Linked DNA regions of Homo sapiens: region 1 is linked to region 2. Evidence: chromatin loops called from intact Hi-C (ENCODE). Cell type or tissue: endothelial cell of umbilical vein. All regions are shown on one strand. Links, peaks and the distances in the headings refer to the core of each region. The heading gives the core; the rest is flanking DNA. Region 1 overlaps PLIN2 (perilipin 2). Region 2 has its middle 47 kb from the start of PLIN2.

Region 1 (5,379 bases), core at 210-5,209, 54 kb after region 2:
TATAGCCTTTAGAATGCTTGTGCAAATCTTTTAAATTTTTCACTTACATTGCTTGAGACTGTGCTAATGGTGAGAGTTATTTTCCATTTCGGATATTTTCTTTAAATGTTGGTAACTTGTGTTCTTTTTTTTTTTTTTTTTTTTTTTTTTGAGACAGAGTCTTGCTCTGTCACCCAGGCTGGAGTGCAGTGGCACAATCTCGGCTCACTGCTGTCTCTTCCTCCTGGGTTCAAGCAATTGTCCTGCTTCAGCCTCCCCAGTAGCTGGGTTCACAGGCACGCCCCGCCACACCCAGCTAATTTTTTTTGTCATTGTTTGTTTGTTTTTGAGACAGAGTTTTGCTCTTGTTGCCCAGGCTGTAGTGTAATGGTGCAATTTTGGCTCACTGCAACCTCCACCTCTGGGGTTCAAGTGATTCTTCTGCCTCAGTCTCCCAAGTAGCTGGGGTTACAGGCATGTGCCACCACGCCCAACTAATTTTTTGTATTTAGTAGAGACGGGGTTTCACCATGTTGGTGAGGCTGGTCTCGAACTCCTAACCTCAGGTGATCCAACCAACTCAGCTTTGCAAAGTGCTGGCATTACAGGCATGAGCCACCATGCCCTGCCATGTATAATAACTGCATACTAATAACACCCCGAGGGCCAGGTATAGTTTGATCTTCAGTTTCCTCTCTGGATTTGTGTGACTTTGGAATAAGCTATATAACTTACCTTCTTTTCTTTTCTTTTTTTTTCTTTTCTCTTCTCTTTTTTTTTTTTTTTTTTTGAGACAGGGTCTTGCTCTGTCACCCAGGCTGAGTGCAGTGGCACAATCACAGCTCACTGCAGCCTTGGCAAACAGACAAATTTCATATCTGTTTACTTCATTTGCTCCTCCTGCAATTCCCAAGGATTGGCAGGTAGGGCAGATATACTTGATAGGGAAATTCAGGCTCATCAACTCTTAGTGACTTGCCCAAGACCTAAAGCTAGAGTGAGAGGACTAGATTCCTTCTTTAACTCTTCAGCTGTGCTGCCTTAGTTAAGACCTTAGGTATGTCCTTGTGCTCATTTTTCTCACCAGCCAGGGGATCTGCTTTTCTACTTACAGATTGTTGCCAATGCCAAAGGCGCTGTGACTGGGGCAAAAGATGCTGTGACGACTACTGTGACTGGGGCCAAGGATTCTGTGGCCAGCACGATCACAGGGGTGATGGACAAGACCAAAGGGGCAGTGACTGGCAGTGTGGAGAAGACCAAGTCTGTGGTCAGTGGCAGCATTAACACAGTCTTGGGGAGTCGGATGATGCAGCTCGTGAGCAGTGGCGTAGAAAATGCACTCACCAAATCAGAGCTGTTGGTAGAACAGTACCTCCCTCTCACTGAGGAAGAACTAGGTAACTGGAATTTTATCTTGAAATACTGTTTTATATTAAATCTTTCTTAAACAGCTTCATTGACATATACTCTCATCTTGAGTCTAAATTTACACAGTTGTGCAAGCATCACTGCAATCCAGTTTCAGAACACTTCTGCTACCCCAAAAGATCCTCATGCCTGTTTGCAGTCAGTCCTTTTTAATTTAATTTAATTTTATAGAGATGGGATCTCACTATGTTGCCCAGGCTGATCTCGAACTCCTGGGCTCAAACGATCCACCTGCCTTGACCTCCCAAAGTTCTGGGATTACAGATGTGAGCAACCACTAATCTTTTTGCCTCTATAGATTTTCCTTCCTAAAGCAATCATAAAGTTCACATTGAATCGTACGTAGTAAGTTTTGAAACCTTAGCAAAAATTGGCCTTGAAAAATATTTTCTGTAAATGGATAGTCTTTAATGGATTGCTTTATAAAATCCTCCTTACAAAGAATCATCATTAGGTAATGTGTGCCAGGTACCATGCCGCTCAAGTTCACTCTAGGCTGGGAGCAATGGTGCATGCATGCCTACAATCCCAGCACTTTGGGAGGCTAAGACAGGCAGATCGCTTGAGTTCAGGAGTTTGAGATTAGCCTGGGCAACATGGCGAAACCCTAAAAAACACAAAAATTAGCTGGGCATGGTGGCTTGTTCCTAGAGTCCTAGCTACTCGGGAGGCTGAGGTGAGAGGATCAGTTGAGCTCGGGAGGTTGAGGCTGCAGTGAGCCAAAATTGTGCCACTGTACTCCAGCCTGGGCAACAAAGCAAGACCTGTTTCCAAAAAAAAAAAAGCAGTTTACTCTAGTGGGAGAAACGTGTAGATGCATGCAGTGTGTATCAGATACAGTAATATGTTCAGGGTAGTCAAGTCCAGCAGCAGACGTGAGCAGTCTTGGAAAAATGACTGCATGATTGCTAAGTGATTGGGTAGAAGTAAGAAAGTCAAGACCCAGGTTAGAGTCCAGGCCTTATCACTTGTCACTGTGATCCCTTAAGTTTTTTTGTCTCTTATTTCTAACTTCAGAAAAAGAAGCAAAAAAAGTTGAAGGATTTGATCTGGTTCAGAAGCCAAGTTATTATGTTAGACTGGGATCCCTGTCTACCAAGCTTCACTCCCGTGCCTACCAGCAGGCTCTCAGCAGGGTTAAAGAAGCTAAGCAAAAAAGCCAACAGACCATTTCTCAGCTCCATTCTACTGTTCACCTGGTGAGTAAAACTTTATTTTAAGGTGTCTGAAGTGGGTTCATTTATCTCTAGGCCCAAGAATTAAATGTAATCACAAAATCCAAGAATTTCATTCTTAGTTGACAAACAACCCAATAGAAAACTGGACAAAGAATATGGAGACAGCTCACAGAAAAAGGAAGTATAACTAGTTGAAATATAGGAAGCAATGCTAATCTCGCTCTGAGGGGTCAAATACTGACATCTCTCTTGTCCTGCCACACGGGAAATGTGGCTGTTGGCAACGGTGTAGAGAAAGAACCACACTTGTGCAGCTCTTGCTCTAAGGGACTGATTCAAGAGACAGTTTTAGTAAAGTTACAAGCATACCTACACTTGGAGCTGTTTTACTTTTTATCTTACAGATGTGTATATTTGTTTAAAGTTGCAAGAGACTATAACAATGCACATCCACTAACAGGACTAATTAAATTGATATATCACAATAGACTACTGTGTAGCCATTAAAGGTTTCCAAGTTAAAGAACAGTATGTACCATTCTGTACTGCCATGAGAAAACCATTTCTTCTTAGAAGGGGAAATAGTGGTTGGCAACAGGGAAGAGGAAGGTCAAATTCCTTTCTGTTTTGTAATGCTAACTTATCCTTTACTCATGTACACATTAAATTTTAGTTGCTGGCTGGGCGTGGTGGCTCATGCCTATAATCCCAGCACTTTAGGAGGGCAAGGTGGTTGGATCACCTGAGGTCAGGAGTTCGAGACCAGTCTGGCCAACAAGGTGAAATCCTGTCTCTACTAAAAATACAAAAATTAGCTGGGCATGGTGGCGTATGCCTGTAATCCCAGCTACTCGGTAGGCTAAGGCACGAGAAGGAGGTTCAGTGAGCTGTGATCGCGCCACTGTACTTCAGCCTGGGTGACAGAGTGACACTCAAAAAAAATTTTTTGTAGTTTTTTAGTTGCTTTACCTGTGCTAAACTGGAAGTAAATGTGGAGTCAGTGATTTAATAGTTAAATAGAGGCAGTAAAGAGCTACTACTGCTTGGTTAATTTACACATATTGATAATAAATAATAATGATAGCAGGAATAGATCTTATTCAACTCCAGGAAATTCTTAGTTTTTATGTTGCCTGATTTACATCATACATCTGCAAACAGGCTAACGTGAATATCTGACTTGTGTGTTCCTTTGTCTTGTTTCAATGTGTCTAGATTGAATTTGCCAGGAAGAATGTGTATAGTGCCAATCAGAAAATTCAGGATGCTCAGGATAAGCTCTACCTCTCATGGGTAGAGTGGAAAAGGAGCATTGGATATGATGATACTGATGAGTCCCACTGTGCTGAGGTAAGATGACTGGGACGGTCATTTGTTGGTTGCTGAAGAAGTTCTTATCAGACTTTTCATTTCAATTTTTCCATACTATGTCTTAGAATACTCTTCTCTATCAAAAGGTTGAACAATACCATGTACATAGGTGGCTAGTTATGTGGCAGAAAAGCAAAACTAGGCAGCGAATAATTTTATCTAACAACCTATGAGTATACATATGCCCCAAGTGAGATACAACTAAATGAGAAACACAGGCCTTGCCCTCATAATGGGTACAGACTAACAGGGGATACAGCCAGCCATGCTGTCCTATTTTGTGCCTTTTTAATGCTCCTTGCAGAAGAGGGCTATCTCATAGGCAGTACACTCAGAGTAGCCAAGTCCGGTTGTTGTTTAACGGCATAAATACAGGTACTATTGGCTGGGCGCGATGGCTCACGCCTGTAATCCCAACACTTTGGGAGGCCGAGGCGGGTAGATCACGAGGTCAGGAGATCGAGACCATCCTGGCCAACATGGTGAAACCCTGTCTCTACTAAAAATACAAAAAATGAGCCAGGCATGGTGGCACGTGCCTGTAGTCCCAGCTACTCGGGCAGCTGAGGCAGGAGAATAGCTTGAACCTGGGAGGCAGAGGTTGCCATGAGCCGAGATCATGCTACTGCACTCCAGCCTGGGCAACAGAGTAAGACTCTGTCTCAAAAAAAAAAAAAAGAAAACATATGGGAAGACTATCTCAGGCAGCCTTGGAGTGGGGGTAGTTGAGTCACATTGCTTTCTGGAAGAGATGAATGGTAAGCTGAGAACTAATGGGTGAATAAACTAGGTGAAAGGGCAATAAGGTGACCAAGGTTCCAGAGGGAAGGCATAGCATCTTGGCTGGGTGCAATGGCTCACACCTGTAATCTCAGCATTTTGGGAGGCCAAGGCAGGCAGATCACTTGAGCCCAGGAATTCAGGACCAGCCTGGGCAACTGTGAAACCCCATCTCTACAAAAAATACAAAAATTAGCAGGGTGTGGTGGTGTGCACCTGTAGTCCTAGTTGCTCGAGAGGCTGAGGTGGGAGGATCACCTAAGCCCGAGAGGTCGGGTCCGCAGTGAGCCATGATTGTGCCAGTGCCCTCCAGCCTGGGCAACAGACTGAGACCCTGTCTCAGAAAGAAAGAAAGAAAAGAAAAGAAAGAAAGAAGAAAGAAAGAAAAAGGAAGGGAAGCAGGGAGGAAGGAAGGGAAAAGAAATATCCTCTTATAGTCCTAGAAAGTGGTTCTTTGTGTCCCAAAAGCTCTGAAGTCAATATGAACTGTTTGTTCATGTCTTGTCATTTTATTTGAGGAGGGAATATATACATTACACTACTAACATGAAGGATATTTCCATTCTTTTGGGTCTCCCCTACCTAATATGTTTCTTCAGTTTAAGATGATGAACTTTGGAGACTCAGGCACTAGTTCGAA
Region 2 (5,379 bases), core at 315-5,314:
CTGACCTAAGGTGATCCACCTGCCTCGGCCCCCCAAAGTGCTAGGATTATAGGCATGAGCCACCGCGCCCGGTCAGTACTTTCTTTTTGTAGCACTTATCACAATTGTTGGCATATAGTTACCAGGTTATAAGCTTCATGGAGAGTTTGGGTCTGGATTTCTGTTGTATCCCTAGCACTGGTATATAGTAGATACTCAACAAATACTTACCAATGAGTTAATAAATATATCTGCAAGAGTGGTTATAGTATTGTTGTAACTTCCCTTCTACCTCAAAGCTGCTTTTGATTCAACTCCTATCAACAGGTAGGAGAAGTGAGTTCACCATGACTTGTTCTCCATTATGTATACAGTTGTGTCCCCACAATCCTTGTGATGCTAAACATACAAAAGGGGATATATACATGTTTACGGGTTGGTTGATTAAATGATGTGGTTTGATACTCATCTCCTACCTCAACTTTGCCTATTGTCAGATAAGAGGCAAAGAGAAATATTAGGGAAGCAACTCTCAGGTTACAGAGGTCAAAATCTTACTTGGGTCTTTTGAAATGTAGTCTGGCATTCATAGGAATTTGTCTGTTTTTGTCCACTATTGGCCTGAAAAATCAAATACCCTAGGCCAAGACCCTAATTGCCAGTAACTACTATATTATTGAGCATTATAGTATTAAATTCCATGCATGGCCAATATTATACATTATTAGGTTTTAAAGTAATCAGAAAGTATTTGCCCTTTTTTTTTTGCTTTGCAAATGGATGGGTAAATATATTCACTGTTCCTCTCTTCATTGTAGCAAAATCACGACTATATTACAGCATTAATAACTCTCTAGCTGTGTGGCTTTGGGCAAATCATTTCTCTCTGGACATAAATTTCCTTATTGACACAATGAGGAGATTGGATGTAAGGTCTCTTCCAATTCTAACATCTTTTTTTTCTATTTCATTTGATGAAAATTACCACACAAGGCCGGGCACAGTGGCTCACGCCTGTAATCCCAGCACTTTGGGAGGCCGAGGTGGGTGGATCACGAGGTCAGGAGATCAAGACCAGCCTGGCCAAGATGCTGAAACCCCATCTCTACTAAAAATACAAAAATTAGCCGGACGCGGTGGCAGGCGCCTGTAATCCCAGCTACTTGGGAGGTTGAGGTAGCAGAATCGCTTGAACCCGGGGGAGAGAGGTTGCAGTGAGCTGAGATTGCACCACTGCACTCCAGTCTGGGTGACAGAGCAAGACTCGGTAGACTCTGTCTCAAAAAAAAAAAAAGAAAAAAAGAAAAAGAAAAAAGAAAAGAAAATTACCACACAAATTAACTTACCTCTGGCCGGGTGCAGTGACTCACGCATGTAATCCCAGAACTTTGGGAGGCCAGGGCAGGTGGATCACCTGAGGTCAGGAGTTCGAGACCAGCCTGACCAACATGGTGAAACCCCGTCTTTATTAAAAATGCAAAAATTAGCCGGGCATGGTGGTGCATGCCTGTAATCCCAGCTACTCGGGAGGCTGAGGCAGGAGAATCGCCTGAACCCGGGAGGTGAGGTTGCAGTGAGCCGAGATCATTGCCATTGCATGCCAGGCTGGGCAACAAGAGAGAAATAGTCTCAAAAAAAAAAAATTAGCTTACCTCTAATTTATTCAGTTTTCTTCTATGTTCACAGGGAAAAATAAGACTCAAGTTTTCCTTAAATCTGGAGAAACTTTTTTTTAGGTTGTGTATGTGTTCCTACAAGAGAATTTTCTTTGAAAATAAAATACTGGACCAGCCTGGGCAGCCAAAAAACGGAAAAATTAGCCAGGCGTGGTGGCACATGCCTATAGTCCCAGCTACTCAGGAGGCTGAGGTGGGGGGATCATATGAACCCGGGACATCAAGGCTGCAGTGAGCTGTGACTGTGCCACTGCACTCCAGTCTGTGCAACAGAGTGAGACCTTGTCAAAAAAAGAAAGGAAGAAAAAAAGAAAGAAAGAAAGAAAGAAAGAAAAGGAAGGGAGGGAGAGACAGAGAGAAAAGAAAAAGAAGAAAGGAAGGAGAGGAAGAAAGGAAGGAAGGGAGGGAGGAAAAAATAGAGGAAGGAAGGAAGAGAGAAAGGGATAGAAAGAAAGGAAGGAAGGAAGGAGAGAGAATGAAACAAGGAAGGAAGGACGGAAGGAAGGAGAGAGAAAGGAAAGAAGGAAGGAAGAGAGAGAAAGAAAGAAAAAGAGAAAGGAAGGAAGGAAGGGAAAGAAAGAAGGAAAGGAAAAGAAGAAACTGAAAACATAGACTTTTTCCTATTTGGCCATTAGATGTCGCTCAACATCCAAAAAGTAGAAGAAACCAGATGTACACTATAAAGCTCCTGCCCAGTTCCCCCGGGACTGACCCAGTCATACTGGGTGGCTTGCTTAATCGTGTACTGGTATTTGTGTGTCAGTGTCTTGCCACGTATAGCAAAAAATCCCCTTAGCCATCCAGAAAACTTGTTGCCTATATGTCTTATATATGTGTTTATTTATTTATTTATTTAAGGAGACAGGGTCTTGCTCTGTAGCCCAGGTTAGAATGAAGTGGTGCAATTATAGCTCACTGCAACCTTGAACTCCTAGACTCAAGCAATCCTCTCACCTCAACCCAAACATCTCAATTTTATAACTTCTTTTTATTTTTTTCAGACAGAGTCTCTGTTCCCCATGCTGGAGTACATTGACATAGTCACAGCTCACTGCTGCCTCAAGCTCCTGGGCTCAAGTCATCCTCTTGCCTCAGCCTTCAGAGTGGCTGGGACTTACAGGCGCGGGCCACCACACCAGGCTAATTTTTGTGTCTTTTGGAAACATGAGGTCTCCCTGTGTTGTCTAGGCTGGTCTTGAACACCTGCAGTCAAGGGGTCCTCCTACCTCAGCTTCCCAAAGTGCTGGGATTAGGATTGCAGGCGTGGGACACTGCACCTGGCTGATTTTATCACTTAAGTCAACATATAGTTGTTGAACATTTTGGCTGACTACATACCAGGATCAATAAGCTCCATGGCGGAATTCCCCCTCATCCTTCAGGACCTAGATCAAATGCCACCTCCTCTGTGGGACCTTATCTGACCTTCCTAGAAAACTCTTTGTCACAGTACTTTTGTATTGTGTTTGTTTACCCACCTACCTCCCCAAATTCTGGAAAAGATTCCCAATCTTCTTCATAATAAAAGAAATGCACACTAAACTACAAAAAGATGCTATTTTAACTTACATGGTAAATATCAACAGTTCTGATATTTGGTTTAGAATAATAGGCATTCTCATATATTTTTAGTGAGAGTGTACACTGGTTTATGATTACTGTTAATAGAAGACAATTTAGAAATTTCTGTCTTTTTTTTTTTTTGAGACATGGTCTCGCTCTGTCACCCAGGCTGGAGTGCAGTGGCACTATCATGGCTCACTTCAGCCTTGACCTCCTGGGCTCAAGTGATCCCCCAACCTTACTGCCCCCTGCCCCAGGTCCTAGGCTAATAAACAGATGAGATTTGGCATGAGAAGGAATAACAATAGTAGCATGAATGCATTTTTGGCAGACACGAGTTGGGGAAGGGACATGTCCTCCCCTTCCCCGTGATGGGGAGAGGGGTGATGCGAAGTATGACAACCGGCAGGTGGGTGATTAAAGGCCCGCTTATACTGCCAAACACATGAGGGTAGTCCTGCACCAACCACACTAGGCATCTTATCATTCAATCGGCATCCTTTGCCATATCTCTTTTTCCTCTTGGGGAAGAAAAATGTGCTGGCACTCACCACCTTCAGTCCCCTTCATTTTTCAGAATGCTGATATTTATTTATACTTGAGGAGTGCTTTAAAGTAATTTTTTTTTTTTTTTGAGACTGAGTCTTGCTTTGTTGCCCAGGCTGGAGTGCAGTGGCGCGATCTTGGCTCACTGCAACCTTTGCCTCCTGGGTTTAATCGATTCTCCTGCCTCAGCCTCCCAGGTAGCTGGGACTACAAGAGCGTGCCACGCCTGGCTAATTTTTTGTATCTTTAGTAGAGACGGGGTTTCACTGTGTTAACCAGGATGGTCTTAATTTCCTGACCTCATGATCCGCCCGCCTCGGCCTCTCAAAGTACTGGGATTACAGGTGTGAGCCACCGCACCTGGCCATAAAGTAATTTTTAATTGGTTGTATGTTTCACAACCTGCACAGGGAAACTCAGACATCGCCTGCAACTTTCCCATGCAGTAAGTGTTCCAACCTCACATCACATTTCAGTACAGAATCTTTTTTTGTTGTTGTTAAGATAGAGACAGGGTCTCCCTATGTTGCCCAGGCTGGTCTCAAACTCCTGGGCTCAAGGGATCCTCCTGCCTCGGCCTCCCAAAGTGCTAAGATTATAGGCATCAGTCACCAAGCCCTGCCCCAGTACAGAATCTTGAGTGTAATTATGTTTTCATAATGAACTTTGGTTTCATCAGATGAAGATTGAATCATAGCACTGCAACTTTTATTTATCCACAAGTGGATTACTTAATATTTGTTCTCATTACTACAGATTTAAAAAGCCTTTCAGCAAAAGCCTCTCATTTGCCTCTCACGTGATTGTTGCCAGGAAATGAGAAACCAAATTACATCCTGAATATTCCTTGCTGCTGCCTCAACAATAGACCTAAAACAATAACAGGCTCAAATTAAGATAGAAATAGAACTATGGGGTTGGGGGGAACTAACGTTAGCAATATACAATGCTAATTTAGCACAGAACACTTACAGAACCAATGTACTTTATGCATCACTAGGGCACCTAAACATTTATTCAATAAGCAGCTATCGGCTGGGTGCAGTGGCTCACACCTGTAATCTCAGCACTTTGGGAGGCCAAGGTGGGTGGATCACCCGAGGTGAGGAGTTCAAGACCAGCCTGGCCAACATAGTGAAACCCAGTCTTTACTAAAAATACAAATATTAGTTGGGCATGGTGGCCCATGCCTGTAATTCCAGCTACTTGGGAGGTTGAGGCAGGAGAATCACTTGAACCCGGGAGGCGGAGGTTGCAGTGAGCCAAGATTGCGCCACTGCGCTCCAGCCTGGGCTACAGAGTGAGACTCCGTCTCAAAAAACAAAACAAAACAAAACAAACAAACAAAAAAAAACAAAAAAAAGCAGCTATAGAATACTTGACATTTTTTTACTTTTCCCTCTGATTTCTAGTTAATAACTGTATTTGAATATTATGTAATCCTATATGCCAGGTGCTATTTTAGGCACTTTATATATCATCTCATTTTCACACTTTGATTTCACATGTCTATTCTCCTCCTAACTGCCTCTTCCTTCTGTAGCTCACAGTTTGCTTCTGCCTCCTACTGTTTTCCTCTTGTCTCTATTATTTACTTTCCTCCCATTATTTTTCT

The links. Hi-C counts contacts between places; a loop is a spot of excess contacts. Peaks named below come from ENCODE experiments on the same cell type or tissue, not always from the same donor. Only the 100,000 strongest peaks of a DNase experiment are listed, where the experiment ranks them.
Region 1: it touches region 2 in a loop (4-fold over the local background); 75 of 110 quality-filtered maps call a loop at or near these places.

What each region holds. Positions count from the first base shown.
Region 1 is chr9:19,116,880-19,122,258 of GRCh38, reverse strand. PLIN2 (perilipin 2) reads left to right here. Exons shown (of 8, transcript NM_001122.4): 5 at 1,094-1,379; 6 at 2,428-2,609; 7 at 3,804-3,938. Among named protein-coding and RNA genes, the nearest start is that of PLIN2, 7.9 kb to the left of the region's middle. In endothelial cell of umbilical vein, for the core only: no CTCF peak of the experiment used is centred there; a DNase peak (open chromatin) is centred at 2,998; H3K27ac peaks cover 2,156 bases.
Region 2 is chr9:19,171,356-19,176,734 of GRCh38, reverse strand. No RefSeq gene overlaps it. Among named protein-coding and RNA genes, the nearest start is that of PLIN2, 47 kb to the right of the region's middle. In endothelial cell of umbilical vein, for the core only: a CTCF peak has its summit at 2,293 (motif pointing right); DNase peaks (open chromatin) are centred at 2,464 and 4,584.